7 separate regions of the Homo sapiens genome follow, and regions 1, 2, 3, 4, 5 and 6 are each linked to region 7. Evidence: chromatin loops called from intact Hi-C (ENCODE). Cell type or tissue: heart left ventricle. All regions are shown on one strand. Each heading gives the region's core, and the rest is flanking DNA. Links, peaks and the distances in the headings are about the cores only.

Region 1 (4,515 bases), core at 336-4,335, 88 kb after region 7:
AGATCCCTCAAAGAAACACACACACACACACACACACACACACACACACGATATCTTAACTCTGCAGAAATCTCTTATTGATTGAGAAGATTGTGTCCTGCAGGTTCCCAGACAGAAGCAAATCCCCTCCTGGGAGGAGGGAGCTTTTGCCATCCTTACAAGAGCAGCCAACAACCATTTTTGCAGAGCTCAAGTTCCCCCAGACAATTGATTCCTAGCACTTAGGAGAGTGACCTAGATGGAAAGTTGGCAAGAATCCTAGATCTGTCATAACCCTATTCTCCCACACTCAGCCTTCTTGCCCTCAGAAGTCATCCTTAGGTGGATTTGATATCTTTTTTAGGTCAGCACTCACTATGGCTTTATCCAGGAACAAAAATAACATCAGCATTTCATATCACCCACAGCACTGTGGAATCAGGCTGGCTGGCTCAGGTCCTCCGTCTGCCATCTGCTAGCCATGCAAGGGCAACCTCCTCATGTGTGAAACACCTGGATTCCAATACTGTTGTGAAGATCAAACAATATTAGCTTTTGAATAACTCATGGGCATAGACTGTATGTTATTCATCTCCATCTTCCTGGGGCCTGGGAAAGTTTGTGCTAATAAGCATTTGGTAGTGAATGAATAAACAAATGAACATATAAATGAGGAATACTCTATAAATCATAAATCACCACGTAGATCAGGGTTAGGGCCATAGAACCTATACTTATGTAAAGTTATGGATTTCTCTCCTAATTCCAAACAGAATTGCTCCATGACCCATCTCTCCCCTTCTACTGATATTTATATCTACTTTTGTAAAAAGAGGATGACAGTTCCTAACCTGACAGCAATGTTTTTATTCAGTTTTTAATTGCTTCAGTCTCATGGCCTTTATTCCTATTCTGTGAGGTAAGGAGGTTGCTCTAGATTGTGCCCAAGACCCCCTCCAGTGCTGGAATTCCACGATTCTGTTGTACTATATTTGTGCTGCATCCTTATATTTATTTTTTTAAATTTTATTTTGAAGTAATTTCAGATTTACAGAATGCTTGTAAAGACAGCACACAAAATTCATGTATACTCTTCACCCAGGTTCCTCTAATGTTAATTTTCATAACTCTAGAGTGTCTAGGAATGCTAAGAAATGCTAAGAAATTAACCTTGGTATAACACCAAACTGATTTCATCAGTTCTTCCACAAATGTCAAACCAGGATAGGTTACTGTGCAGCATTTAGCCCTTATGGCTTTTGAAATAAAGAGTTTACTTTCAATTTTTGAAATTGATCGAGACCTTAAGATTATTGAGAGAATGAAAACCTGATAAAAACTTCATTCTGCGGCGGCAAAGTGTGTCAGCCATCCTCTGTGCATGTTTTAGCGATCCTTAAGAAATCTTGAAAGACCATCCTGCATGTTGGTAAATGCAATAAATCAAAATGAGATGTGAACAATACAGTTGGAACCCCTACTATAGACACTGGAATATTGGGAATCAAAGACATAAGCAAAATGGTTCCCCTGTGGGAAAACCTGCAGGCCTCCTTGCGGAGGGCCGTGGGGACACTGGCTGGGGTTTGGACTGCTGATTTGGTCTTTCACTGCATATGTATTGAGGGCCTGTTATGTACCAGCACTTGTCTAGGCACTGGGGATACAGTGGTGAATGAGACAAAGCCCCTGTGTTCATGAAGCTTATATTTTAGTGAGGGAGACAAAACAAGAAACAAATGCCAATCAGGTAGTGACAAGGGCATTGTAGGAAACAAAGCAGGCTGAGGGAGTGGAGACAGCGAGATGTGTGGGGAGAGGAGGTGGTCTTGGAAAGCATCCCCGAGGAAGTGGGCCCTGTGAGTACTCAATACTCAGAACCATGACTCAGGACGACTGCCCTGAACTACACTGAGGCTTGGTCTTGCTTAGATTAGGGAAATAGTCCGACCATGGAAAACGGAGTTCCCACCCAACCTCTCCACCTTCAAATGCACCTCGATGCTGCCATAGCCCTGTTGCATAGATTCTTTCTCCTCTTCTCCAGTCTGTGGCTTGTCATTGAATTCATAAACTCAGCTCTAACACAAACTGCCACTCCAAAACTTCTCCTTGAGATTCTTTGAAGCCCGGGGTAAAAAGTAGATACCAATAAATGGACCACTTTTCCTCTGAACTCAGACTCCGTGGAAAGCTGGCTTGCCCAACATCAGCCACATCAATTTCAGATTCACTAAACTTTTACTACCTGCCCATGATGTGCTAGGCATTTGTTTTAGACTTCAATTTGCTTTAGAGTTTTCTTATACTTTATCCTACAAGTATCACAGTAACACAAGTAGCAGCTTGTGAGGTGGGAGTCACACCTTCCTTTTTCTTCCTTTGCTTTTCTTTCCTTTCCATTCCTTTCCTTTCCTTTCCTTTCCTTTCCTTTCCTTTCTCTTTCCCTTCCTTTCTTCCTTCCTTCTTTCCTTCCTTCCTTCAATCCTTCCTTCCTCCCTCCCTCCCTTCCTTCTCTCTCTCTCTTTCTTTCTTTCTTCTCTTTCTTTTTTGCCAGAATGAGATACCGAATGTCACAGATACAAGCAGGAGCTGTGAATCCAGGTTTCCTGCATCCAAGCCCAGGGCTCCTTCCGCTACACAGTAGCTCAATCTCACTAGAAAATTTCACCTTCATCTTATTCCACACAGGACCCAGTGCCCTACAGCCTGTGCTGACCCAAGTTAGAGCAGATTCCCTGAGAACAACCTAGGCATGCCCTGGGATGGTGAAATACCACTCATGGGGACCCAGGTAAGGCCTCCTGGTAGTTGTTAGTGCCAGAGACCATCATCCAAACTTCAGAAGCCGGCACTTGAAGAGGTGATTTTCAACAGAGAAACTGTGATCAATGGCAGCACCACAGACCACTCAGCTATGATGGCAACACCTTTTAAAGATGGCACTTTGATTAGAAAGATTTTCTTTTTAGCAGATCCTATGTGCTATTGTCAAGCCTATATTCGAGACTCCTCCCCTCTTTTAAAATAAACCTGAAAGCTAATTTGGTTATACAAGGCAGCCCAACTGCACAAAACCATCAACAACTGTTCCCTGAGAACAGACTAAGCCTGTAGCCAACGTCAGATGTAATAGCTCCCCAGCCCATAAGCAATTTCTTTCCTTACAGATTTTTCACTGAGACTGGAGGCTGAACTCAAAGGCATAATCATTTTTAAAAGTGCTTCCAGGGTAATTCGTGTCAGTCCTGGGGCAGCTGGATCTTATTGTAAAGAAGTTGTTTTGCATGTTTGTGAGTTTTCAACCCTGTGATTAGTAGACGGGGAGAAGGAGGCAACAGAGGGTGGAAGGAGGAAAGGAAACCAAAATTACTAGACACTGCACACCCAAAAATGCCGAGTAAGAGGAGGTGGAAGAGGTATCTCGCCTATCAGCTTTTCCCTTGACTCCCATGGGCCAAATAAAATCATGTTATTTCACCTTCTTCCTCTTTTGCTTTTCTTCAAATAGTTTGGGAGTTCATGACAAACCAGTCACAGTTGGCAAGTTTAAAACTAAACATCATTTGGCTTCTCTCTCTAGCAGGGATGAACACAAAGATCAACAGAATGCAAGAAAAAGCCAAGAGTGTTTTCAGGGGTGAGCCACAGCTCTGTGGAGCCTTCAGAGATCATGCAGCCTGACTGCTCACTTTCCAAATGAGGCGGGAGACTGGAGGGCTGAGCGTCTGGGCCAAGGTCACACCACAAGTCATTAGAACCAGGATCCAGACCCAGGCCTCCTGATTCAGAGCCTAGGGCTCTTCCTCTATGGCTTGGGGAACCATGGCTGAGTGCTGCTTGACTGTGGCACAAAAAACGGCTGTTAGAAAGGAGTCGCACCCATGCGATAGTGCTCCTGAGAGGTGAGGACTGGAGGGACAGTTGTAATTAGGTCATTGCCATGCTCCACATTAGGCAGTGGGCCTGGCTGTGAGGAGTCATGGAGACAACAATCAAGGTGAGCCTGGTCTCTGAATCAGCATCTGTCAGAAGGGGTTTTGAATAACTAAATCTGCTCACCAGAGGCCATGGGGGTGGATGAGAATGGCCCACAAAGGCTGTCCAAGCAGCCTCCACAGCCCCGGCACCCTCACCTGCTGCTGCCTGTGTGAGTCCTCTCCCCACCCCTTCTACAGTCCGGCTGAGCCCCTCCACAGTCCTGGTAACCAAGTAGGGATCATCCCTCTGGGGCTGGGCTTCTGCTGTGGTCTTGCAGGTCCCCACCCTCTCCAGGAGGAAGAACTGCCCTGAATCTGGTCCTGTGGCACTGGCTCTGCTGACAGAGTCAGCTGTCGGGTGGGAGCCCACTCTGGGTGGAGGCAGCAGCCTCTCAGGAGCCCGTCACTGTGGCAAAGTACAAACTCTTTGAAGCAAAGACTCTGTGGATCCAAACCCCAGCTTTCTAGCCGAGGAAATACTGGATCTCTAGACTGCAGTTTGTCTACCTATAAATGGGATATACCCTTGTTTTGAGCATTACACGAGATGATCCAC
Region 2 (4,515 bases), core at 159-4,158, 190 kb after region 7:
TTTTAATTAGGTTTATTGATTAGAGACAATAAAACTTCTACCTCTTCCATTAGCACACTTCCTCAGAGAATACCTGATGAAAGGCTATTATGAAAGAAAAGCAATTTCTTACGTTTCCTATTTCATATATTCCTAGAAATCTTGGGGAGGCAGGGGATATAACATGCCAGAAATGGCAATAATCTATCAAACTGATTTTCAGGAAAATGAGGAGAAAAGTACATTGACTCTCGTACATATTTATGTATAAACTAAGAGGATATTGTCATAATATGGAGAGGTAGAGAGACAGAAAGACATGCAGGGACACTGAAGGAAAAAAAAAGAGGAGAAGTGTATTAGTCTATTATCTCACTGCTGTAAAGAAATGTCTGAGATTGAGTAATTTATAAAGAAAAGAGGTTTAATTGGCTCACGTTCCACAGACTGTACAGGGAGCATGATGCTGGCATCTGCTCAGCTTCTGGGGAGGCCTCAGGAAACTTTATAACCATGGTGGAAGGCAAAAGGGACATTAGGCTGGAGTAGGAGGAAGGTGCCACATGCTTTTAAACAATCAGATCTCATGAGAACTCCATCACAAGAACAGCACCAAAGGGGGAAATCTGCCCCCACAATCCAATCACCTCCCACCAGACCCTACCTCCCACACTGGGAATTATAATTCCATATGAGATTTGGACAAAATCCAAAGGTTCCCCCCTTTTCCAAAGGGCGGAATGGTTATAGAGAGGGAAGAAAGAAATAGCAGGATTAAGGAAGGAAAAGAGAAGGCGAAGAATGGGAGAGATACAGGGTGAAACCATGTAGCATATGTGGCCATGTCCCCAGCCTCTCATGTTACCCGACAACCCAACAGCTTTCTCTGACCTGGCCCATTTGTCTGCAGCCTAGTAGACCAGGGTATTCCAACTCTACCTCACACTCTAATCTCTTCACACATGGCCGGAACATTTCTTTCATATCTTCTACTTGGCCTGGGACCATAGGACCCAGATGCCAAGGGCAATAGGCTCCAGCTTCATCTGCTTTTTGATAAGTTGTTCTAGCCTTCCTTCTGTTGTCACTCTAGGGGAAAAGAGGGAGAATATACAGCAAGCCCTATTCATTCTGGAATTGCTCCACGTGCCTGATGAAAATCCTTGCTCTATCTGCAGTCAGGGATGCCATAATCATAAATACAGCAGAGGTTGTTAAGCTAAAAACTAGTTCACAACAACAAGCAAACTGATCTATACCACAGAACCCTATAAAAGGTCAGGGGGTGAGCCTTTATCCATGCATTGCACTACAACCACACCCACCCACGCTTATACTCACATTCCTCTCACCCTTGTGGGCCTTGTGGGTGAGAGGTGAAAGGGATCTGAGTATAAGTGTGGGTGGGTGTGGTGTAGTGCAGTGCAGTGCATGGATGTGTGTTTGTGTGTGCTTGTATGTGTTTCCCTTACCTCTGAGAGGTATCCTAATGTCTGATGGTCCTTGACTGTGAGTTCATGTATAAGGGAGAGGCTCTAAAAAGCCATTTGGGAGCTCTCTCTGCATGGGCACAGCTTGGCAGCCAGTGGGCCTCACAAGGCGATCAGACTAGGACACAAATGCATTTTTGTGAGATGAGATCAAATGTCCCCCAAAGATAGCTATGTCCTAATCTCCAGAATCTGTGACTGTATCAGGTTACATGGCAATAAGAAATTAAGGTTGTAGATGGAACTAAGGTTGCTAATCAGTTGACCTTAAAATAGGGAGATTTTCCTGGATTATCTGGGCTGCCCAGTATTATCACAAGGATACCTAAAAGTGGAAGAGGCAATTAGAAGAGAGAATCAGACAGATGGCAGTGTGGAAAAGACTTGGTCTGATGTTGTTGACTTTGAAGATGGAAGAAGAGAGCCACAAATCAAGGAATGTGGGAAGCTTCTAGAAGCTGGAAAAGACAAGTAAACATGCTTCTCCAGATCCCCTAGAATGCCAACACCTTGCTTTTAGTCTAATGAGGCCCATTTTGGACGTTTGAACTGCATAAGTGTAAGATAATTTGTGTTGGTCTAAGCTGCCAAGTTTGTGGGAATTTGTTGCAGCAGCAGCAAGAAACTAATACACCCCAATGATGATGTGTATAGGCCTTTTCTTTTGCCCAGAAGTTTCTCCAGAAGAGAGCACATGTAATCCTGGCTTCTCAAAATCTGGGAACCAAGCAGGAGAAAAAGATAAGGGTTTTACCATACCATCCACTGATTTTCTGTAAGCCCATGTTTTGTGTGGCACTGCATCTCTCTCCAGCTCCCAGGATGGTGGCAGTTAATCTTGTTTTCAGTTCCGTCTTACACTCTTTTCTTCAAACATACCTCCTTTCTCCAATTTCTGAGCCTTTATAGGGTTCTGTGGTATAAATCAGTTTGCTTGTTGCTGGCTTTCTTCACCCCCTCACTACATTGTAAAGTTTTATTTGCTTCATTACATCAAATCAGTTCTCTTTCACGAGTCCACCATCTATCAGCTGAAATTTATTGACATTTCTATTTGCTGTCACCGTCCAATTGGGTTTAAAGATTATAACATTGTTACATTTCATATTTATTTTACTGGGACTTCAGAAAGGAGCAGAGACAAACAAGCCATTCAATTCATTATGTTGAACTGGGATTCTTATTATCTCTATTTTGTATTGTATAGATGAGAGAACTGAGACCATGAGTGGCTAAGCAATTTGTGAGATTTTAAATATAATTCTGGCTGACTCCCAAGTCCATGCTCACATGAATTTATAGCCTGAAGCCGTTAGCATATGAAAAGCATTTGGAGCTCAGCCTCCTAAATCGAACATCAGCAGCTCTGCGGTGTCCTGGTGAAAATGGGGCTCCACAAGAACACTTTGACTTGCTCAAAATGAATGTTATTAAATCATCAGGCACAGAAATTCCCTTGTATCTGAGAAGTGACTGCCTTCACTTCTCAGGAGGATATGAACTATACCTCCTAACTCCCCCCATCCCCTGTCACCTAGAAAGCTCCATGTGACTGGTTCTTGTCAGTGGAATATGAGCAGAAGTAAAGCGTGTTATTTCTAGGCCAAAGAGATCAAGAAGCAGATTGGCCTCTCCATTCTCTGCCTTCTCCCATCTGCCTATTGGAGGTTGATAAGCAACTGTCATGAACTAGAGGTGAACTTTTGTTGTTTTAATCCACTGGTCATTTTGAGCTAGTTTGTTACAGCAGCTAGTATTAGCTTAACTCCCTCTGCTGTATTCATGATGCAAATCCAAAGCACTAGATTAGGGCAGCATTTATTCAGAGGCAGGAGGCCCTTTTGTTTCTCACAAAATCACCCTCTGCTAGGTAATTTGTACATCTAGCCAAAGATGGGATATTTTGCCATTTTCCAAATGTGCTGTGTACGTTAACGATGGCCCTATACTCATGGGGACTAAGCACGAGTTATTTCCCATGAAAGAGGAAATTCAGTAAATAGGAGCAAGAAGTCCACATTTAGTCTCTGCCCTTTGGATATATCATCAGTAGGTATGAGAAACTAGACAGTTTAGAATGGTCCAAGCACAGTGCTGAAGAAGTGACTTTGATAATTACAGAAGTCAACGGTGTTTGAAAAATAGTTTGAAATCTTGGCTCTGAGTGTGAGAATGTGGTTTTTCCCTCCTATAGTTTAAAAGCTAACTCTGCTAAAACCCAAGAGGGATACGAAATGAATCTGGTTACAAACCAAAAGCAAAATTGCCCAGCCTGATCTAATTCTTCCAGGAAAAGTGCAATGCAATGGGGAAATAAGGAATGGCTAGGCAGAAAATCCAATTAGCCTTTTGCAAACTGAGTTTGCTTACACTTTTTAAGTTAAAAATATTCTTTAACTTGCCCTTTTCCTTCTTATCCAAAACTACGGCCTGAAGGTTATGTGGCGAAAATACATTTTCAGAAGCCCCTTCATTTCATTGCGAATTTATCTATTGGATACTGAGATCTTAGTCTGACATATCCAGGGTCTGTGTTCACTTGAGTCCAGGAATTCAAGACCAGCCTGGGCAACATAGCAAAACCCAATCTATTCAAAATTACAAAAAAAATTAGCCAGGTGTGATGGTGCGTACCTGTAGTCCCAGGTACCTAGGAGGCTGAGGTGGGAACATCACCTGAACCCAGGAGGTCGAGGCTACAGTGAGCTGTAATCGGGCCACTGCACTCTAGCCTGGGCAACAGAGCAAGACCCTGTCTTAAAACAAACAAACAAACAAACAACAAAAACAACAAAAAACATGCTTATTATGTCTGGAGGCACGAATAGGCAGACAGTTTTTCTGAGCCCTGGGAAGTAAACCCACAGAAAGATGATGGATACAATATGGTTCAGAGGATGGAAGAGTTCCTGCTTAACATGGAATTTTCCTGCTACAGAGGCACAAACAGTTCTTCTTTGATTTAAAGCAGTAATTACTTCCCTGGCTTGCCCACATCAGGCTGTCAGCCTTTGAGTACTATTGCTGCTGTGTCACTGTCAAAATC
Region 3 (4,515 bases), core at 360-4,359, 710 kb after region 7:
ATGAGAATAATGTCAACCCACTTTCAATAGCCCACAAAGCCCTCCAAGATCTGGCCTCCAGTGATCCGTCTGACTTCATCTCCCACAACTGTCACTCTTGCTTACTTTGCCTTAGCCACACTGTTTCTTGAACATACGGCATGCTCCCACCTAAAAAAGTCTGTCCGCTGACTGTCTTATTTCCTGGAATACTTTTTCCCCAATATTTACATGGCTTATCTTTTCTCACCCTCAAGACTTTGCTCAGGTATCATCATCTTCTCCACAAGACTAACTCTGGCCACTTCCCTTTAAATTACATTCAACACCACTATCAGTACCCCCAACATTCATTACCCTGCTCATTTTTTTCCCGTAGCACTTATTTACCTTCAAATATAATGTATACTATACTTCATATGTTTATTGCTTATTGCATATCTGCCCCAAAAGAATGCAAGCCCTTTTAGGGCAGAGACTTTTGTCTGTTTTATTTATGGATGCATCCCAAGGGACTAGGTATATGCATTGCATATATCAGATATCTATTAAGTATTTGTTGAATGAATAAATTTAGAAAGCAGAACTCTGCTAGCTATCATCAATTGAAATATTAGTTATGCCTTAAAAGTTGAATTTATTCATGCCTTCATTCATTCAACAAATACTGAATGGCTTCTCTTTGCCAGGCACTGCAACAGACACTGGGGATATTCAAGACAGAAGACAGACAAGGCCCTGTTGACATGGAGCTTACTTACTAATTTTCTGTCTCTCCTTATAGAATGTAAAAATAAAAAATATATATAATTCTTGTAATAATATGTGTTATAGCCAGACATCATAGCTCGTGCCTGTAATTGCAGCTACTCAGGAGGCTGAGGCACGAAGATCACTTGAGCCCAGGAGTTGGAGTTATGACCATACCCCTGCGCTCCAGCCTGACCGACACAGTGAGACGCCATCTCTAAAAATGTAAGTAAATAAATAAATTGTGTTACAAAAACAATAGGATAAATAGGTAAACATGCCAATTATTGGGGTAGTGAGCTAGGGAGTACCCCTTCAACTAGAATAACAACTACACTTGATCTGAGATGTCAAAACGGGATGAGGAAAAGCCAGTCATGCAGAAACCTGGGGTAAAAATACATTCCAGGTAGACAAAAAGTATAAAGCTTTGGGAGGAAGATGGACGTTGGCAAGTTTAACAAACAAAGCCAGTATGATTTGAAGGTAGAGTATGAGGAGAAGATACAGTGGGATGGCATCCTGTGGCATCTGTCCATTGTAGAGGCCCTAAACCCACCCTGACATTTGTAGTAAATTAGATGCATCCTGGAATGGTACTTTTATATCACCTTCTCTCTCCTGTGCTCCCTCCTCTCGTATTCTTTTTTCTTTCAAGAATAAGAGCCAATGGCATAGACGAGCAGTATCATTGCTAAGAAATCTGAAAAGACTATTCTTTAGTCCATCTAGTACTCCTGTGCAAACAGAAAAAGTTGTGCCTTCCTGAGAACACTTTACTGCCACGTGTTAGAAAAATACGTAATAAATAAGAATATCAGCAACTCACTCATAATTGTGCAATGTCCTATATGTAGTATGTAGCAGCCCTGGTTGCAGAGATAGAGAAAAGTAGCTCTATGCAAAATATGCAAACCAAAATGGTTCCATTTTTTCCTGTATGTCATATACCAAATGCTGCAGATGCTAAATATACATATAGATTTACATGCATTGCAAATTACTACTATTCTGCATTAGCTACAGTTGGCTACTGATTCTGATAGCATTTTCATCATGAGAAAAAGAATGAGTCTTTTTGAATATTAGTCAATGGAGAAAATACTGTGTTTACAATAAAGTGATACAGACTTAAGTGGCTGTAACCACTAATGTACCTTTATAAAAGTGGTAAAAGTCTTAAATACATCCACAAGTGTTAGAAGTAGTGATCATCAGACAGTCTATCTGAAGAAGATATTAAGACAGTGTTTTCTTTGGAATGCATTTGCCTATATTACCTCATGTAATTCAAACATTATTTTTATTTTGTAGTTTCCTGATTAAGTTTTTAAAAATAAGTCAAAGGATATTTTGGTAAAGTAACAGATTCCAAAAAAAAGCAAAAAAAAAAAAAAACCCACATTTTCAAGCTTAATCCCAAAGATGACCATTTGTTTCATCATTTAGGCTAAAGTTTTCTAATTTAGGAAAGAAAAACGTGTGTCTTTGACTTTATGAGAAATAATCTGTGATACTGTGTACATCTGTGATTTCTAGATGAATAGCATTCGAATGCCACTTCAATATGATTAAAATTAATAAGCAACTAATAAAATCCATAAAGGATAGCTTTTCCTGAAAGTGTCCAATGATGGAAGAGTGCCACCTAGTGTTCAATGTGGATTTAACATATCCTGCCCAAAAAGCCATTTCACAAAGCCATTTCACAAAGCCATTTCACAAATACCCTCAATTTTAGCCCTGTAGTTATTCATTAAACCATAGTAATTTTGCAGAGCCCTAGTCAAGTATCAAAATATGAATTATGAATTCCTGAAAAAAATGTATATCACCTATATCCACTAGAAACTGAGTTTTTGAAAAGGAAGTTAAATTTCTATAGCTACATAAAAGCAAAAGAAAGAGTTAACTCAAAAAAAAAAAAAATTTTAAACATCGTGACCCTAAGTAGTAGGCTAGAAAGAACATGAGGTTCTAGGCTAAATAGGTTCAAATTTGGGCCCTACCGCTTTCTAGCGTATAATCTTGGGTATTTTAAAAAACTGAGGTTTCCTTATGTGAAAAGAATATACAGTAGGCATTCAATAAGTGATAGATATTAACTATTAAGAAAAAGAGATTTCCCATTCTTTTTTAAAGAATAAGTTAATAAGTTTCTTTTTTTAAAGAAAAGTGAGAGCAAGTTTATTAAGAAAGTAAAGGAATAAAAGAATGCCTACTCCATAGGAAGAGCAGCCTCCTTTTGTTTTTAATATATCCCCTCCAGTCATCGGGACTTTAGGAAACATTTTAATGAAAGGATAGCTTGTGCCAGGTCAACAATTTCATTTCTCTCTAATTCCTTGCATAAAAGAGGACCCAATCTGGGGTGGGGGGGTTATCCTTTGCCCAGTCAGCCCCAAATAAGTTTAAAGTTTTTAAATTTATTGATGAAATTATCAAACAGCCACTCTTATGGAATATGCGTGACATTCAGTGAATTCTCTTCCATTGCTTTCTAACATCTAATAAATTCCTTTCGCTTGCTTTCTAACATCTAACAAATTACATAACAGTATCTTAAACAATTAAAAACAATAATTTAAAAAATGCTATTAAATCATTTCAAGAATATCTTTCTCATGACATTTTTAAAAAAGGTTTAATCCACAATGTATGTCTATTTAGTGTGTGTGTGTTGTGTGTGTAACAGAACCTCTTTTTTTAAAACCCTGGATTCATTTTATCAAGCTCCTTACAAATTTTCCAAAATTAAGTCCCTTTTTAGCCTAATCCTTTCTTTAAGGCTATAGATTTCTCATTTGTATTAGTAAGAATGTAACTGTATAAAAGGAACAGTATCTCAAAAGCTCAGTGTATTAATTAGAATAGTTTTCTAAGCAAGCTATTACTGAGGGACTACAAGAGTGAGTAAGAAATAAGCCCTACCTCCATGGTGTCTCATGCCTGTAATCCCAGCACTTTGGGAGGCCGAGGCAGATGGATTGCCTGAGGACAGGAGTTCGAGACCAGCCTGGCCAACATAGTGACACCCTGCCTCTACTAAAACTACAAAAACATAGCGGAGTGTGGTGGTGGGTGCCTGTAATCCCAGCTACTCAGGAGGCTGAGGCAGGAGAATCACTTGAACCTGGAAGGTGGAGGTTGCAGTGACCCAAGATCGTGCCAAGAAAGAAAGAAAGAAGAAAGAAAGGAAGGAAAGGAAGGAAAGGAAGGAAAGAAAGGAAAGAAAGGGAGAAAAGAAAGAAAGAAAGAAAGAAAGAAGGAAGGAAGGAAGGAAGGAAGGAAGGAAGGAAGGAAGGAAAGAGCCCTGCTCTCAAGGAGCTCACTCTCCTTAGTACATTACTGAGTCCCAACTCAGAGAGCCAGACAGCAGGATAGAGAGGTATTAATAAATTCCCAATGCATGTCTTTGAAAGTAGATGGATCCATTCTCCACCAGCACTGCCTTCCCAGAAGACTACAGCCTGTGCAAAACGCAGAGGGGATCTTGAAGAAAGCAGGAGTGATGGGGCAGAGATGCCTCTACTTCTGCTTGGCCCTGGATGTTTCTCTCTTTTGTCTCCTAGATTTTGGATGTCTGTCCCTCTCCCTCTTTATTGGTCCTGGATTTCTTTCTCTCCCTCTCTCTAGCTTCACGTTGTATATCTTTCTTTCCTAGAGAAATAGAAGGATATTCAAGAAAAGAGGGAAAAAAAGAAAAATAAGGCAAACATAAAAGAGATTAAAAATAGAGAAGTGATGTGAGCACTTACTGATATGGTATTAACTAAATAAACTTTG
Region 4 (4,515 bases), core at 241-4,240, 140 kb after region 7:
GGAGAATATTTAGCAAGCCAGCTTTATAAATGTAATGAAATACTGTAAAATCTTTTATAATAAGTAAGCAGAATATATCAATACATAACAATGTCTCTACAAAAAATATTGAGTATAAATCACAAAATAGAGAAATAGAATACATGTACAAATCACAGCTACATAAAAATATGCTCGTGAGTTCAGAAAAATTATTAGAATGCAGCCAGGTAGAATTTATTGTGTATTTTTTAATCTATAAAGATATGATAAAAGAAATTGAAAAGCACATGTTTATACTGCAATTTTGAGAAAATCATACCAATGCATAGACAATTTATGTAAATTTAGAAACTTTCAGAACTCTCAGATAGTGGCAATAGGTAGCACAGAAAAATAAAAGAAAGTGGGTGTTGCAAAGAGCCATCTGGAGCAGGGCTCAGCAAACCATGGCCTGGGAAAATCCCGCTTGTTGCTTGCTTTCATAAATAAAGGCTTTTTAGAACATAGGCACACCCATTTGTTTATGCACTATCTGTGACTGCTTTCAAGGTACAAGGGCAAAGTTGAGTATTTGCAACAGAGACCATTTGGCCTGCAAAACCTAAAATATTTACTGTGTGGTTCATTACAGAAAAAGTGCCAATTCCCAATCTAAATTATGACTTGAGATGAATTAGAATCCATTCTCATTTGTGGGATTTCCATTTCAGTAACATATTTGGGAAAGACCCAAACTCCTTCAAATTATGTAAGTCTAAGCCTGCAAGTACAACTGATGGATTACAGGCTCAAGAGGTTTTGGGAAACGACCATGTCACTATTTTCAGAGTTAAGAAATGTCAGAGCACAGATTTTTATTTCTAAGCAAAACAGTCATCCATAAGGATACCAGAGCTATGTGACTTGAATGTGGAGTAGAAATGAACACAGACTGGGTCACCTGGGTCCCTCAGGGATTCTTTTGGAGCTCTCTTCTTTGCCAAGATATTATGGAGGAAGCTGTTTGTCCCTTCATAGCACCATACAGTGCTTTTATGGCAGCATCAAATTAAAAAAAGAAAAGATTGATCTATAAATTTCCTGAAGGTGTCAGAACAAGAATGAATCTTGGGGGACACTAATAAGCAATCAGCAGGGAGAACTGCACGTTCCACTTCTGGTGACTCTGGAATGCCCCTGCCCGTACTCGCAGGCTTTCTGTTTCTTCTGCTGCATCACCCAAGTTCTCCACACCTTCTCCCTTCATTTTCCATGGAAAGCTTATTTTCTGTCTGTGGCTGCGGGCAAGTGGATTGTTCCAAAATTGATTTATACTTTGTATCTTAGAATAGACCAGGAGAAACTTCATACTTGACTTTGTCCTACAATCATAAAAAATGTATCAGCCTGCTTCCAGAACAACAATCAACTCTGTTTTGAGGTTGCCTCTGTGGATACAATTTTAATCTTTTCTGGGAGAAATACAATGTATCAGTTCAATACCTGGAGAAGAAAATTAGTAGTTTTTAGTAGTTTCTGGAGTGAGATGAAAGGTACTTTCTGAACTCTTCTTTTTCTCTGATCACCCCTCCACGGGATCGCAGGTAAAATCATATTTGTAACAAGACAGTTTTCTAGCATACTTACTACATACTTAGTATACATTAGAATACAGAATACTTACTAAACAGACATTCATGCACTCACTTACTGAGATTGAATGGCCCCATAACATGTGCCACTGAAGACGAGAGGAAGAGATCTTTGTAGCGTGGCTTTGGAGTGGGCCTGGAGGTCCTGCTAAGTCAGTGAAGATTGTCTTGACGTCCCTTTCTGCCTTTTCTGTGCTGTCCTTTTCTTCTTATCCTCCTTCATCAATTTCTTCCTAAAAGCATCTCAACCCAGTAGCTACAGTGATCATCTAAATTCTGGGACTGAAGAATGTTTTCTGATTATGTATGCTAAAGTATCAGTGACTCGGGTATGATACTTCCTAAGGATATTTATATTGATAAGGGAAGATAAGAATCGAGAGGAGAGAGCAACGCTTTACTGAACTGAGTGTATTTCTAATAGTTGCATTTTTAACACGATGGTGCCTCTTGGGAAAGATACTTTTATTTTATGATTGTGAGGAGAGAGGGCTATTAACTGTCCCTCAGATCACACTACACAAATACTCTTAACTCCTCTTCTTCCCCTCCCTTTCTGTGTCCACCTTCCCTAGCTGCTAAAAGCACTTACTCAAGAGCCCACAGGGAGACTGTGGTGCAAGATCCAGCTCTCCGCACTCCAAGCATGCAGATTTCAAACTCCACAAATGCTGGAACAGCAAATGCAAGCCAAGACAGCTCAGCCAGCTGGTGTGAGGTCAGGGCTCTGCTTTGCTTTGTCCACCCACACCTTCTCTCTGTAGAGAGACAGAAAGAGTCTGGGATAACTATTGGCAGAATGGATCAGAGGTCATCACTGAGCAGATAATGCTCAAGAGGGAAACCAGTGTAAGGGGCTGGGAGCTGAGGGCTGCAGAGTGAAAGCATGCTAGAGAAAGGGTGATGAGAGTCAGAACTGGTCTTGGACCAGATCCTGCAATGAAATTATTTTGGGGCACCCTTCCCATTAAACTTTATTGTACACCCAAGCTGGCAATTCCTCCTTAGTGTCACCACTTACCTGCCCTGCCCTGGCCCACACTTTTCTCATCCTCTGCCTTACAAAAATTCCAGCTCTTGAAAACTTTCCACTCTCTCTTTTTTCTTTCTCTTTCTCAGATCCCACCATTCTATTTTTCTGCGAAAAAATAATCTGTAGAAAAGTTTTCATGAGTAATAACAAATTAATTCATTGACTTTTTAAAAGGAGATAAAGGTAGAATTTCAAAGGAAGATCCATTAGCTCTCCACCAATGTGTGCCTAACATAAGCCCTGACCCTAAGCCAATCTTGCTTTGATTATCCCTGTGTCTTCCTCTTGAGGATCATTTTAGGGATTAAAACTATTTAGTACTAGAGAAGCTATAAATTGCCTTCGTGTACGTTTATATGGCATTTGCAAATGCCTATAGATACTGAATTTTAAATTTATGAATAACATTTGGATAAAATATATTTTTAGTAACTTTAAGCTGATATATATATGTGTATATATATATGGCGCTCTCTCTATATATAAGCTGATGTATATTTAAATATATAAGTATGTGTATTTAAGCTGATATATATGTGTGTATATATAATATATAATATATTAATTAACATTTTGGGAGGTTCTGGATCCTGATCCAGGTTCTCTTAAGTATACAGGTATGCAGATTAGTTTGGAACAGGAGTAGGGAAATACACAAGGAGAAAGAATCAGTGGATTGGCTGCATTTTACCAAAAAAGTCTCCTGGCCCAAGTTTGAGGGAATCAATTGTATCATTTGCTGTTACATAATAGGGATGGATTTCTGGACAAACTCCATAATAACTGTTTCTTTTCTCTTTGTTACCATTATTCTCTTGGCAGCAACTACCATAATTGTGGGGTGTTTTCCCATGAAGAAGTGAACCTAGCAATTGAGAAGACATTGAGTGAAAATCTGTTTTTCTCTTCCAACAGTGGGAAGAGCTTTCATGTGGGTTAACGTTAACCATGAATCTCGTTCCTATACAAAATATTCACACTCGTACCCATTGAGGGGGATGTTGTAAGCTCTTTTTAGATTTGTTTGTTTAGGTCAGGAGTGGACCAAGCAGTTATGTGAAGGAGGAGAAAAAGCTAGACAATAACGTATTGAGCTTGTTTTATAATAATTATTATAAGGGTCATATAAATCTGCATGAATATAAACATATAACCCCCCCAAAAGTAATAGAACCAGTAGGTGGCTGAGTAGGGCCTTATGACAGTATCTTCTGACCCTTTCTACTCTATTCCATTGTAAGGAATGGTTTGTGGGCCATTTTTCCTCAGCCTTTGGGCTGGGACACACCAGGTCTCCTGGTTCATCGCACAGTCAGATAACTAGTTCCTTTTAGTGCAGTGGGAAGCAAGGGGGATGTTAGCAAGTTAGACAGTGCGCTTAACATAATTGGAAAATATCACTAGAATAAAAGCAACCTTTGTTAATTTTTCCACATGACCTACAATTTCTGATTGTTATTCTGCCTCTTCTCCCATTTTGACCTACAGAATTGTCCTCTCACTGTGACATCCAGTCAACACTGGCCTTCATTCTACGCCTGCTGCCCTGATGATTGCACGTTAATGAAGCACAAAGAGGAGTTATTACTGTCCATTTATTTTCCATCCCCACAGATAGTAGTAGGACCAGCCTGTCCTCTTCTTAGTAGGTGGAGAAAAAGGCTTATTAAATGTCAAAAATATTTTGAGTACTTCTTGGACAGCTTCAGGAGTCAAACCACCTGCAAAGAATCATCAGGCCTGCCTCCATTGAAAGCTGTCTATTGGGAAGGGACTCTGTCACCCACTTGTGGAACTCATTGAGTTCTGTCATGTGGCTTCTTCACCAAAAACATGCCTTATGATTCCTCATTAGCACAGCTTCTCTTT
Region 5 (4,515 bases), core at 205-4,204, 81 kb after region 7:
TAAAATAAAAGATATTATAATTCATTTTACTGGAATTTAAAATAAAAAGAAGACAAAGAGAAGCACAATGTATTGACGAATTTCAAATAAACATTTCTTCTGCTTAACAGCAGAGCCCTGGAAATTGAGCACAAGGATGATCATTTGTTCTGCCCCCACACAGCATGCAAAGCCCAGATGGGTATGGTGAGCCATGGCCCTTTGATGAAATCCAGTGGATTTCCACCTTATAGCATGAGCTCTTTCACAAACCCTTCCAAAATAGTTCTTCAGTTACCTCTCCTTCTTTGCATTTCCCACCATCCCAGCCATTGGTCTATCCCCTCTTATGAGTGGGCAGAGCCAGAGCAGGCAGTTGTCTATGTGCATGGCCAGACAGCTGCTGGAATGCAACCTTGTATTTCATGGGAAGATAAGTTTTCAGAAAATATAATGCATAAAGTAAGTACCGTGTGCTGACTGGTGAGAGAGGCCTTGTTGACACACAAATTGTAACATTATCAACAAGTGGATTTCATTTATTCTTTTCCATTGCTGAAAATGAACTTGCAGATCTAACAAAATTAGATATTAAATATATTACTTGTCTGTCATCAGAAATCATCCGTCCTTTTAAATTTATTATTTATTACTTGTTATTCATTTATTCACCTAATGTATATAATTCAAATATGCATTTATTTATTTATTTATTTATTCATTCATTTATTAAACATCTCATACTCTACTACTGTTCTGTATCAATCACTTTGCTATTATGTTGTGAGAAGAATTGAGAGATGGGCTCGGTATTCGGTCAACCATGTAAATTAGCTTGAATTCCCTGTTCCCAGGACTTGTAAGAAGTTCTGGCAGACTAGAAAACTCAGCTATAGGGGCTCAGTAATGCAGGTTAAGGTGTAAATTGAGACCTATGGCTCTTTGATGATCTAGCTTTTTTTTTTTGGTATGTGCAACTGTGTAGTTTATTATACATGTATCTAGGTTTTACAATTTTCTTTTATTTTACTTTAAGTTCCGGGATACAAGTACAGAATGTACAGGTTTATTACATAGGTATATGTGTGCCATTGTGGTTTGCTGCACCTATCAACCTGTCATCTAGGTTTTAAGGCCCGCATGCATTAGCTATTTGTCCTAATGCTCTCCCTCTCCTCACACTCTACCCCCGACTGGTCCCAGTGTGTGTTGTTCCCCTCCCTGTGTCAATGTGTTCTCATTGTTCAACTTCCACTTATGAGTGAGAGCATTCACTGTTTGGTTTTCTGTTCCTGTGTTAGTTTGCTGAGGATGATGGCTTCTAGCTTCATCCATGTCCCTGCAAAGGACATGATCTCATTCATTTTTATGGCTACATAGTATTCCATGGTGTATATGTACCACATTTGCTTTATCCAGTCTATCACGGATGGGCATTTGGGTTGGTTCCATGTCTTTGTTATTGCAAATAGTGCTGCAGTAAACATACCTGTGCATGTGTCTTTACAGTAGAATAATTTATAGTCCTTTGGGTATATACCCATTAATGGGATTGTTGGGTCAAATGGTATTTCTTGTTCTAGATCCTTGAGGAATCACCACATTGCCTTCTACAATGGTTGAACTAATTTACATTCCGACCAACAGTGTAAAAGAATTCCTATTTCTTCACAGCCTCGCCAGCATCTGTTGGTTCTTGGCTTTTTAATAAACACCATTTTGACTGGCATGAGATGGTATCTTATTGTGGTTTTGATTTGCATTTCTCTAATGATCAGTGAGGTTGAGCTTTTTTTCATATGTTTGTTGGCCACATAAATGTCTTCTTTTGAGAAGTGTCTGGTCATATACTTTGTCCACTTTTTGATGGGATTGTTTCTTCTTTTCTTGTAAATTTGTTTAATTTCCTTGTAGATTCTGGATGTTAGACCTTTGTCAGATGGGTAGTTTGCAAAAATATTCTCCCATTCAGTAGGTTGCCTGTTCACTCTGATGATAGTTCCTTTTGGTATGCACATGCTCTTTAGTTCAATTAGATCCCATTTGTCAATTTTAGCTTTTGTTGCAATTGCTTTTGGTGTTTTTTATTATGAAGTCTTTGTCCATGCCTGTGTCCTGAATGGTGTTGTCTAGGTTTTCTTCTGGGGTTTTTATGGTTTTGGGTTTTTACCTTTAAGTCTTTAATTAATCTTGAGTTAATTTTTGTATAAGGTGTAAGGAAGGGGTCCAGTTTCAGTTTTCTGCATATGACTGATGTAGCCTTCTTCATTCTACCATTGCTCGCATCTCATCAGGAGTATACTAATCACTTTGTAAATGCCTGGCATACTTCAGCAAGCTATATGAGTGGAATGGACTAGGCTCATGATATGGTGGAAAGGTAGCTTTAGGGGCTGATCTACCAGGGTGTTCTATTCTATCCTAATTCTTAGTAAAGTAGGTGAGAGGTAATTTCAATATGAAGCTCTAAGAATCATAAGCAAAACTCATATGTGTCCAAAAAGAGAAGGTTGCCATAAGCTAGTGCTCTCTGTGACCTGTTCTCCTACCATCACTAAAATGCTGCCTTCCTCTAAAACAAAGCCCTTTCAGAACTGAGCTGGGCTGTGGTTTCCACGGAGTTGTTGTTCCATTGTTTTGGCTTGTCTTCTGTACTCAGACCCCTATAGGGGACAGAGCTCCCATGGGGGTAAGTTCCCCTAAGTAAAAATAAATGTAGGAAGATAAGCCGAACTGTTTCATGGAGTACCAGTTCTGAAGGCAATCCAAGTTCCACAAATTCCCCGCCAGCTGTTGGCCAGGCTGCTGGCCCCAGTGCCTGTACGGGAAGTGTGTGTCACTTTCTCACACACCACCTCAGATAACTCTGCCCTGTGAAGATTATTTGGACCCTACAGACTCAGAGCCTAAGAACATATAGTGAAAGTTAGATAACCAAACATAACCCTCCTCCTCCGGCTTTGGTTTGATTGCCTTCACATTTTGGTAGAGTCAGCCTGTTCAGGAGTTTGGTATGTGAAAGCATTCCTTCCAGAGCCGGATCTTTGTGGGGGTACCTTTTCACACTGTGGGGAGCAGATAGTAGAGTGGCCAAGAGCATTGGCTATGCTGCTGGATGGCTCCACTGTTCTTAGCTGTATCATCTGGGCGGGTTTCGTGCCCTCTAATAGCCTCAGTTTCCTCATCTGTAAAATGGGCATAATAATAGCACATATGTATTAAAGTTATCGTGAAGACCAAATAAGACAACGCATGTAAAATTCCTGGGATTAATAAATTGCTTATTAGTGTCATTATACTTATGTTTAGTCTACACAGTAATTATGAGTCTACTTTGTAAAAGCTGTCCCTTGGCTCCCCTGTCTCTAATCAGTAAAACACTGGTGGATTCATAGGCCCTCCCTGAGCTGCTGTTTCCCTAAAACAAAGCTCAATGAGGTTGGATGTCTTAGCCACCCACTTTGGAGCACAGGTACTTTAGTATGCCTTACCACTCTCAGGAAGTAGTATTCCATGCAGTGTCTGACATTGTTGTCCAGCAAATGTTTAATAGAAGAATGAGGGACCGAATGAGTGACCCGACTATGTCCCATTATTGGAGGCAGAATTGACTTTTAAGAGCTCATCACTCAATTCCATTAAGGGCCCTGAAACTCCCTCCAAGTAGTTTACATGGATCTTGGGTGAGCAATCCCTTTTCTTGCTTCCGTTCTCTCCCTGCAGCTCCATGATGAGGGGGCAAAATAAATATAGCTTTGGGCATTCCTCTCCTCCATTCCTCTCATTTTCACTTTTAACAAAGCTCCTTATTTAACAAGACTCACCTAAACACTGGCCATAGCTGCAGGATTACAAACACAGAGCTAGGTGAGAAGAGAGGCAACTTCTAAATGGAACAGGACTGGGGGAACTGTCAGGGATTGCATTGCTAAAGTTACTCAAACTCAATTTCAAAAGAGATGGGTAGCGGTCAAATGACTAATGCTCTGACTCACTTCACAGCACCTGGTTGTTGCTCCTGAATGGCCTGGAGAACAGGGCAGTGGCTCAATGCTCTATTCCGCTTGGAGGGAAACTACTTGGAGGGAGTTTCAGGCCCCTTCATGGATGTGAGTGAGGAGTTCCTAACAGTCACCAATACGATGGCTAATATCCTGGTGAATTGTATAACATGACCGCAGCTCTAAGGAAATAAGACTATTTCCTTAGAGCAGGAGGGCACTGGTACCTTACTTACAAGACTCTCCTTCCCATCTGAGAAGACATACTTTTTTTTTTTCTTACCACCTCTTTGAAGGCTGAGGTTCAATTTCAGTTTCAGAAACTGGAGTATTGTTAGCCCTGCTCCATCTGAAACTGGAAGCTTTCTAGAAGGAAAGTCACAAGGTAATTACTCCTCCTCTGAAAACACATTTGTGAACCTATTCTGAGAAAGTGGACTTTCTGAAAATGATTTATCTCAGGGTCATCACCCTGAAAGCTAAAACGGAAGACTTTCTCCTGTATCTGCAATAGTAAAACATAACAGCAGTGGGG
Region 6 (4,515 bases), core at 317-4,316, 130 kb after region 7:
CCAAACTGTTACCTTAATGAATCAACACCTTGTGCCTCAGTTTCCCTAGATCATAGATGATTAGGGTATTAGTAACAAAGTTAAAATATAAGGGTCAATAATATGGTATTTGGAGTCTGAAGTAAATTGGCTCTAGTTCCACCAGGCATTAGATAGATGGTCAAGGGGAAATTACTTGACTGTTTTTGGGGGGTTTTTTTGCTTTGTTTTTTGAGACAGGTTCTTACTCTGTCACTCAGGCTGGAGTGCAGTGGCATGATCTTGGCTCACTGCAACCTCCGGCTCCTGGGCTCAGGCAATCCTGCCACTTCAGTCTCCCGAGAAGCTGGGACTACAGGTGTGTGCCACCAAGCCTGGCTAATTTTTGTATATTTTTGTAGAGACAGTTTCACCTTGTTGCCCAGGCTGGTCTTGAACTCTTGGGTTCAAGCAATCTGCCCAACTCAGCCTCCCAATCTGCTAGGATTACAGGCATGAGCCACCGCACCCGGCCTTTATTTTCAATTATGTAAAGTAGAAGTAATGATATCATCTTTTGAGGGCTGTTGAGGGGATCATGTGAGATGATGTATATATATAAAGCACTTTTCACAGCATTTGACACATACTAAACATTTCCTTAATGGTTGCTATTACTGCAACTGTAATTATTGTTACGTGTTATCACAGGGCATTTTGCCTATCAAATGAAAGTTGATATGTTTAACCCATAACAATGCAAAAATTATAAGCTCCTTCTCAGCAGAATCTTTAGATAGACCTTGAAGTGATGAGAAAGAATCAAAATCTGTGCCGTGCTTAGGGACCATCAGCCTTAGCTAGAAAATGACACAGAAAACAGCCCTTGCGTCAACAGAGTAAGGCCTGACCTTCGGGAAGAATGGAAAAACAGGTTCTGTTTGCCATGGAAGATCTCTTATCACCTTTTCAGACTGCCTTCGGTTTTTGTGTCCCCTTTCCTACATTCCAAGGCCTCTGGTATCCAGTCTTCTGTCCCTCACAATCTACTGTGCACCTCAAGCTAGGCAGGAGGGGACGGGAATTTGTATTGAGGGGGTCTCTTATTTGCAGGGCACTATTTTGCTCTATAGGTGATGAGTAATCCAAAGCTTGAAAGCTTTTAAATTTTTCTGTGCTTCATTCTTTCAAGGATCTGGTTTTGAGATCATATCTGCCTAGTTTGAACCAATTAATAATACTGAGGGGATGGATACACAATTTTCCATAATGTGATTATTACACATTGCATGCCTGCATCAAAGTATCTCATGTGCCCCATAAATATATATGCCTACTATGTACCCACAAAAAATTTTTAAAAATTAAAAAAATAATCTTACAGAAGTTTTGAGAATGTCTTAGTTTCCAAGTTGCTGCATAAAATATATGTATTATCTTAGCGAAAGCTTTTAATAGCAACACTAATAAGCTATAAAGCTGTACACATGCATCCATGTAGACCTGGCTTGCATCCTGGCTCTGCTATATCCTAGCTGTGTCATCTTGGTCAAGGAGGGTAACCTCTCTTGCTAAGACCATTCTTTACTTATAAAATGGGAATAATAGCTTCTTAGCAATTTGGTTAAAACTATAAAATTTTGTTTATAAATAATAACTATAAATACTTAACATGAAAATTTTTACTATCAATAAAAATAATGGGACTTTCAGTGTATTGGAAGACATTTGATGTGAGATTGGAAGGAATTTCAGATGCTTTTTATCCCTCTTCGTGAGTAGCTGCTTCTTTGTCAATGAGTGGTGTTTCTTCTGTGCTAAAAAGATGAACACACTTCAGTCGTTTCATAAACACAGGGCTCATGAAATTCTAGCCATCATCTCAGAGTGAATGTACACTAAATGGTAAGGAATGCAATGGGTTGAGAAAATTCTACCCAATTAATCTTCATATCCAATTTGGAGGTAGAGCAAAATCTAAAACACAGATGTATAGTCTCCCCACTATACTCTGGCCCCTCAAGAGTGATGCTTGACCTCTTGCTCTTAAAACACTTCTAAACATCTAGGCATCCTGTCCCAGAACAAAAATCAAAGTAAGGCCGCACACGGCCTTGAGAAAGACCAAGGGCTTTCAGCTTTTCTCCCTCTTCAACTTGTAAAGGCTTGAAGAGGCAGTCAGCATAACCTCTGGGCCCTCCTTAAACTTTGGGGCTCTTCAGCCATGGAATCCACATCACTCTTCTGGATGTATGCCCAGAGCAGAGCTCTGGCTTCGAATTCTCTGGATGACAGCCACGATAAAGACATTTGCTACTGCCAGCACATAGAGGGAAACATGGAAAATACAAGAACACAATCAATGTTTCTAAAATACCTCTGCCAGGGGGAATCTTTGTCACCAGCTTCTCAGGAAAAGTGGAATTATGCCCTCCCCTCCCCACTTGGCTAATTATCACCACTGTTGTAGAACTGAAAAGAGCTTCAAGAGATTGAAGGAGAACAGTCTAAAGAGAATCATAGTTCATGAATTTAAGAACAGGGTCTTGATTTGCACTTTATATCCTGTGAGGCTCATGTGTTCCCATGTGCTTAGGAGAAACTTATGCAGAGACCAAGTGTGCCTTCTTATAGCAACCTGTTCCATATTATGTGTGCCTTTTTGTTTTTTTAACTTTTTGGATTTTAGATTCAGAGATTTCATTTATTCATACTCTTATTTCAATTCCTGGCACACTCTTATGTTTGATCCCATAAAGCCCCTTTCTTAGTTTATTTTAGTTTTCCCCTTCATCTCTCATTCCCTATTCCCATTCCTTACCACTTAGTATACATTCCCTCTAAGATGTTTAATGTATGTCTCTTCATACTCTTGATACATACGTATTTGTGAAAGATATCTAGTAGTGTTTTGTGTATATGCTTTTTTTCTTTCTTTTTTTTTTTTTTTGAGACGGAGTCTTGCTTTATCACCCAGGCTGGAGTGCAGTTGCACGATCTCGGCTCACTGCAAGATCTGCCTCCCGGGTTCAAGAGATTCTCCTGCCTCAGTCTCCAGAGTAGCTGGGACTGCAGGCACTCACCACCACGCCCAGCTAATTTTTGTATTTTTAATAGAGACAGGGTTTCACCATATTGGCCAGGCTGGTCTCAAACTCCTGATATTGTGATCCCCCTGTTTTGGCTTCCCAAAGTGCTGGGATTACAGACGTGAGCCACCGCGCCTGGCCATGTATAAGCTTTTAGTTTACATCATACGCAGCGTCTCATTATATTCTTTTATCTCTTTATTCAATGTTATGTTCTGATGTATATTCACTAGTTTATCGCATCTGACAGCTGAATTCTATTTCATCTGCTGATGGACAACTATTGCTCTAACAAATAATGCTGCTGTGTTCATTTTTCTATGTGGTGTCTTACAGGCCTGTGTGAAAATCTCTCAGACACATTCCCAGGAGAGAGACTGCTATATTGTAGGGTACACAGAAACTAATTACTAAAAGCTGCCGGTTTACTTTTTGGAAAGATTGTGCCAGCTCCCACTCCTACCAGCCATTTATGTAGGTTTCTGTTTCCCCCAACTTGTTGAAAACTTGAAGTCGTGTAACTTTTTAACTTTTGCTAATTGAATGAGTATTAAATGGTATATTATTGTTGCTTTGATTTTTATGTCTCTTCTTATTGGTGAGGTTGAGAATCTCTTGATCTAATTGTAGTCCTTCAGATTTCTTCTTTTTTGCATTTCTTATTCACATCCTTCACCCATTTTCCTATTTTTTTCTCTAATTGTTAGTAGGAATTGCTTTTATAATCTAAGTATTAATCTCATTTATTTTAAACTTTAAAAATATTTTCCCCTAGTATGGTACACATCTGTTAACACTGTCAATTGTGCCTGTGTTGAACAAAAATCTTTAATGTCTTTGTAGTCAGATCAACAATTTTTGCCTTATAGTCTGTGCTTCTGTTCAATCATTGTGGAAGACAGTGTGGTGATTCCTCAAGGATCTAGAACTAAGAATACCATTTGACCTAGCAATCCCCTTACTGAGTATATACCCAAAGGATTATAAATCATTCTACTATAAAGACATATGCACACATATATTTATTGCAGCACTGTTCAAAATAGCAATAGCATTCACTGTTCACAAAACTTGGAACCCAAATGCCCATCAATGATAGACCGGATATAGAAAATGTGGCACATATACACCATGGAATACTATGCAGCCATAAAAAAGGATGAGTTCCTGTCCTTTGCAGGGACATGGATGACACTGGAAACCATTATTCTCAGCAAACTAACACAAGAACAGAAAACCAAACACCACATGCTCTCACTCGTAAGTGGGAGCTGAACAATGAGAACACATGGACGTGGGGATGGGGGCATCACACACCAGGGCCTGTTGGGGGGGCTACTGGGGGAGGGATAGCATTAGGAGAAATACCTAATGTAGATGACAGTTTGATGGGTGCAGCAAACCACTATGGCACGTGTAAACCTATGTAACAAACCTGCACATTCTGCACATGTACCCCAGAACTTAA
Region 7 (4,515 bases), core at 221-4,220:
GCTGTGTGGGGAAACTCAGTCTTCTTGATACAGTAGAGATGTTGCTTATTCCCTACCAAATTCCCTCCCCTGGAGCCAGAAGAAATCCCACACATGAGCATCATCGCCATAGCTAAATACAGTCACACTTTTTGGCTCTTTTCTGCTATAGCTCTATTTTGGGTTAATTTACCTCGTACTGACTCTCAAACAGTTTAACAGCTATTTCAGGCATCTATTTCTGCTCAAAGATGCACTGCTCCTATTTTTGTAAGCCAGATGATGCAGAGAATAGGTAATGCGATAGGAAAATTTTGCCCCTCATAAATCACTGACTCACATCATAACAAGATTACCAGAGATCCAAATATGTACTGTCTAATGACATCTGTAAAGATGACAGCACATGATTATATTCCTCTTTGATGTTTTAATAGTATTTACACAAAATAAAGACTATTTATAAAAAAGATACAATATTTGATATTTTACAGATATTATCTCCACTATTTTTTGCAATAATGCTGATAGGCTCAAGGACGTTAATTATCCCAAATACTTAGAAAGTGCTTTGTTTCAATGTTTGAATTCAAGTCTCTAAGGCCAAAGGCCAAGTTCTTTCCACCATGATACTGTTTATTAGAAGAAAGAGTAAAACCATTATGTACTTTCCTTCTTGGCATTTAGTATTTCCATCCCAGCCAGCACCAGCAGTGGGAAGCAGGCACGATTTCCCATAATTGAATACTTTAGTAAAGAATTTACAACTCAGAAGCACCACAAAATACAGTTCTTAGACTTTCTTCTAGATCATACCTACAATAAGAATCTTTGATCTTCTGCAGGCGTGACACTTGTTTATTATTTTATTTTACATGACTCCAGCACTCCTTCTCTCTACAAATACTACATGAACAACCCTGCTATTCAGCATAAGTGAATTAAAATGAAATTTTCCCATTTGTTCTTTTTAGGGATTTTTGCAAATGCTCTGGAAATTTGCAAGACCAGTGATTTGTTGACATCAGATCTATAGCCGGTAGCATTGTCAGCTGACAGCTTTCCAAAGAAGATAGGAAGTAATCAGTGCAACCTTTGTGGAAATTTGTTTAATAAAAACCCAGAGCAACATTGAATCTATATTCAACAAGAAAGATCTAAGTCTTAATATTCATATTGAGAAACTGGTTTGGAATGTTGATAAGATAAGTTGAATATAAATTATTACCAAACATAAACCTCTTTGGGGGATTTTGCTTATTTTCATTATCAAATAATGGCAATCAGTTTAGTTTTGCTGGTCAGTGACTAACCCTAAACCTCTTAACCTAGCTGGGAATAGGATGTCAAGCTTTGGTAGTGAGAGCTAGATGGCACTATGGTGTAATTCTGTGGGGTGCCCAATTATGAAGAGTTTGTCTGATTGTGATGATAGAGGTTTCTGGAATAAGAAATTCTGCTCTTTTTTGCTCGTGTCTTCTCTAACTGCACTTCTCTAAGTGCAATATAGTACAACATAGGAAGGCTAGGAAGAAGTTTCTGGTGTAGGAAGGCTGAAGATGAGCATTGTCTTCTGTCTTGCTCATTCACTCCTGCTCTTGATTTCTTTCTGATAAGCTGTGTGTGACATGCACAGATACACACACACACACATAAACACACACACACCCTTGTTGAGACTTTTTCTTTAAAAATCAATTAGGAGTATTTCAGACAAAAGATGATTTACACTCCTTCTAACCCATGTCCCTGATTCAGCAGTTTTTCCCTCTGGTGACACAGGTGCTATTTATAGGTCATACACGAGCTGAGGCCAGAGCCTACTATGTGAACAGCTTGTACTGTGGCAAGAAGGACAATGATTGTGAAAGCTAATCATATGAATTGGGGCATTCTTGTTATACCCTACTAAAACAGGGTGGAGAAGCCAGGGGGAGAAAACATTCCAAGCACATGACATTGATCTAAGAATGTAATTCTCTGCAAGCCTAGTTGCTGAAATTTCCTGCTGAAACCTGATTTATCTAAGAGCTGCTGAAACAACCCCTTGTGTTTTACCTACTGCCTTCAGTCACCAACCAAATCCTGCCAACTCTCCCAGACCTTACTAGTGCCAGTGAGCTTTTGCGAAGGACAATATGTAACGTTTCCTTTTTTAAAAAATAAAACCCCTAACCTCTTTGTTTTTGGGACATGCTAAAGACAGTCTGCATGTATGGCCTGAATTACCATTGTTTCCTCCCCACGAAATGGCTTAATTTCAGAGATTCATCTCTATGCTTTATTTGACTTTGACAGTACTTTAGAATTGGAAGAAGACATTAGCAGTTTCTCAGTTCAACTTCCCACTACCGGATGTTTGAAGTTCATCTCCTTAATTTTGAAAAACATTTGATTTCCTGATATTTGAGTCTATTTGCAGAAGTTTAGGAAGGCTAGGAAGAAGTTTCTGGTGTAGGAAGGCTGAAGATGTCGGCCATGACTGTGCAGTCTCCTATGATAGAGCAAGACAGGATGAAACTGAAGGGCCAGGAGATTAACAAAATGGTACCTTCTAAGTGTGTGCTGCTATGTTACATGGCATCCTGTAGGGGGAGCTAAGCCATTCAACAGCTTTAGCTGTAGCATTTAAGGCAATGATATCTTTTGCGTCTCACAACTCCTCTTTCTTTACCCTCCCTCCGTAGCTTTCCAGCTGCCAGAAATGTTATAAATACGTCATCTGCCCTCGATACAAGAAGAACAGACTATTCAGAGCACAGGAAAGAGAAAGACCATGATGGAAGAGATGATTGTGTGAGGGCCTCTAGGAAAATTTCCCTTCCCTCATATTTCCCCTTCAACCTGTCTGAGGATCATAGACACCCATTCTCAGAGATAAAGTGTATTTCTGAATTGAGGCTAGTTTTACTCCATAGGAACTTGTCAAAATGTACATGTCTTTGTTCACATAGTATGACCAGGTTTCCTGCAAACAATTTAAAAGAAAATGAGAAAATAAAAAGAGGTAAGCTATTGGAGTGCTGAGAATAGTGTTCTAAAAAATAAGTGGGATTCTAGGTAATTTTTGATAGGAGGAGAAGTAATGGCTGGAAGATGTGAGTGAGGTCTGGCTGCAGGAGTAGAGGTCTAAATGAGACATCTTGGGAATCCCGGGCAACTAGAGGTTAGCTTGAAGGTGAAACATTGGGAGGGGGATTGGTATTTGTGAGGGAGGAGAGGGTCATCTGTGAGGGAGGTGATGAGGAAGTGTCAAAAATTACTTTACTTGGATCCAAGTTCTCTTGAGAATTTGTCCTGGAACCTAAGGTTCTATTCTCATCATAAATGCACTTTTAATTTTTTAGTATTTAGAAAATCCATTCCATGTAGCATTACTGTTGGGTGCCTCTTTAACATTCTTTTCTTCCGCTCTTACTTCCTCACAGACTTGGTTTTGTTAGTATAAACAACCACGTCCGGAGAGCCATGTGTCTAGGGAAGGCTGGTCCCCGGGCCAGCCCAGGGATGGAGGTTGAGGGAGTTGACAATGATGTTCCAAGCCAATCAAAGTGGTTCTACGCACTTTAGGTGTCTTTGGTTCAGGGCAAATGATAATTCTGGCCACTGAACCATGAAGAAAAGTCTGTTGGGGGCAGCTAGGAAAAGTTAACTTGCTTTAACAAAGATACAGACAGAAAATGGTTTCTTCTTCCTCTAAACATTTTCTTGTCTGGATGATGTCACGTCTGGAATTACTGTAGAATCTTGAAACCAGGAGAAAAACGAATCTGAGGGCAAAATGACCCATCCAAAATGTCAGGACACATAGAGAGAGAAAGAAATTGGATTCTAATGCTGTTAAATCAGCTGACTCTGCAGTCACCCTATCTCGAGAGTTCTTGCTTTGTGGCGTAATGAACTTTCTTTTTGCCCCAGCTTCACTGAGGCATAATTAACATAAAACTGTATATACTTAAGGTATATAACTTGAAGTTTTGATAAATGTACACATTGTGAAATGATCACCACATTCAAGCTAAGCTAATTAACATATCCATCACCCAAATAGTTTCTTTCTTTTCTTTTTCTCTTTCTTTCTTTCTTTCTTTCTTTCTCTTTCTTTCTTTCTTTCTTCCTTCCTTCCTTCCTTCCTTTCTTTCTTTTTTTCTTTCTTTCTTTTTTCTTTCTTTCTATCTTTCTTTCTTTCTCTCTTTCTTTCCTTCCTTCCTTCTTTCTTTTTCTCTCTCTTTCTTTCTTTCCCTTCCTCCCTCCCACCCACCCTTCCTTCCTTCCTTCTCTCTCTTTTTCTTTCTTTCCCTTCCTCCCTTCCTTCCTTCCTTCCTAGAGTATTTACAATGTATCTCTTAGCAAATTTCAAGTATGCAGTACAGTATTAGCTATTTTTTAAGTTTATTGAGGTAAATTTATATACATGAAAATGCATTCTTTTTTGCATAGAAGTCTGTGAGTTTAAACAAAAACATTGGAATTGTTTATCTGTTATGCATTGTTAGTGTCTTTTCTGATTAATTAAGTCATTTTATTCAGAAAATA

The links. Hi-C counts contacts between places; a loop is a spot of excess contacts. Peaks named below come from ENCODE experiments on the same cell type or tissue, not always from the same donor. Only the 100,000 strongest peaks of a DNase experiment are listed, where the experiment ranks them.
Region 1: a loop joins it to region 7, with 2.0 times the contacts of the local background. A loop is called at or near these places in 16 of 110 quality-filtered maps.
Region 2: a loop joins it to region 7, with 2.1 times the contacts of the local background. A loop is called at or near these places in 3 of 110 quality-filtered maps.
Region 3: a loop joins it to region 7, with 4 times the contacts of the local background. A loop is called at or near these places in 8 of 110 quality-filtered maps.
Region 4: a loop joins it to region 7, with 2.7 times the contacts of the local background. A loop is called at or near these places in 7 of 110 quality-filtered maps.
Region 5: it touches region 7 in a loop (2.9-fold over the local background); 17 of 110 quality-filtered maps call a loop at or near these places.
Region 6: a loop joins it to region 7, with 19 times the contacts of the local background. A loop is called at or near these places in 4 of 110 quality-filtered maps.

The regions. Positions count from the first base shown.
Region 1 is chr1:168,722,835-168,727,349 of GRCh38, forward strand. The region is part of intron 1 of DPT (dermatopontin); the gene reads right to left. Among named protein-coding and RNA genes, the nearest start is that of DPT, 4.1 kb to the right of the region's middle. In heart left ventricle, for the core only: no CTCF peak of the experiment used is centred there; no DNase peak of the experiment used is centred there; H3K4me3 peaks cover 1,102 bases; H3K27ac peaks cover 489 bases.
Region 2 is chr1:168,823,249-168,827,763 of GRCh38, forward strand. No RefSeq gene overlaps it. Among named protein-coding and RNA genes, the nearest start is that of LINC00626, 39 kb to the left of the region's middle. In heart left ventricle, for the core only: no CTCF peak of the experiment used is centred there; no DNase peak of the experiment used is centred there; H3K27ac peaks cover 1,193 bases.
Region 3 is chr1:169,346,253-169,350,767 of GRCh38, forward strand. The region is part of intron 1 of NME7 (NME/NM23 family member 7); the gene reads right to left. Among named protein-coding and RNA genes, the nearest start is that of NME7, 19 kb to the right of the region's middle. In heart left ventricle, for the core only: a CTCF peak has its summit at 2,378 (motif pointing left); no DNase peak of the experiment used is centred there.
Region 4 is chr1:168,772,120-168,776,634 of GRCh38, forward strand. LOC124904452 (a long non-coding RNA gene) reads right to left here and starts at 2,500. Exons shown (of 2, transcript XR_007066725.1): 1 at 2,206-2,500. In heart left ventricle, for the core only: no CTCF peak of the experiment used is centred there; a DNase peak (open chromatin) is centred at 2,312.
Region 5 is chr1:168,715,549-168,720,063 of GRCh38, forward strand. All of the region lies in intron 1 of DPT (dermatopontin), which reads right to left. Among named protein-coding and RNA genes, the nearest start is that of DPT, 11 kb to the right of the region's middle. In heart left ventricle, for the core only: no CTCF peak of the experiment used is centred there; no DNase peak of the experiment used is centred there; H3K27ac peaks cover 1,483 bases.
Region 6 is chr1:168,765,888-168,770,402 of GRCh38, forward strand. The region is part of intron 1 of LOC124904452 (a long non-coding RNA gene); the gene reads right to left. Among named protein-coding and RNA genes, the nearest start is that of LINC00626, 19 kb to the right of the region's middle. In heart left ventricle, for the core only: no CTCF peak of the experiment used is centred there; no DNase peak of the experiment used is centred there; H3K27ac peaks cover 1,018 bases.
Region 7 is chr1:168,635,018-168,639,532 of GRCh38, forward strand. LOC105371604 (a long non-coding RNA gene) reads right to left here. Exons shown (of 3, transcript XR_922259.3): 3 at 3,107-3,749. Among named protein-coding and RNA genes, the nearest start is that of XCL1, 61 kb to the left of the region's middle. In heart left ventricle, for the core only: CTCF peaks have their summits at 1,344 and 2,564 (motif pointing right); no DNase peak of the experiment used is centred there; H3K27ac peaks cover 1,146 bases.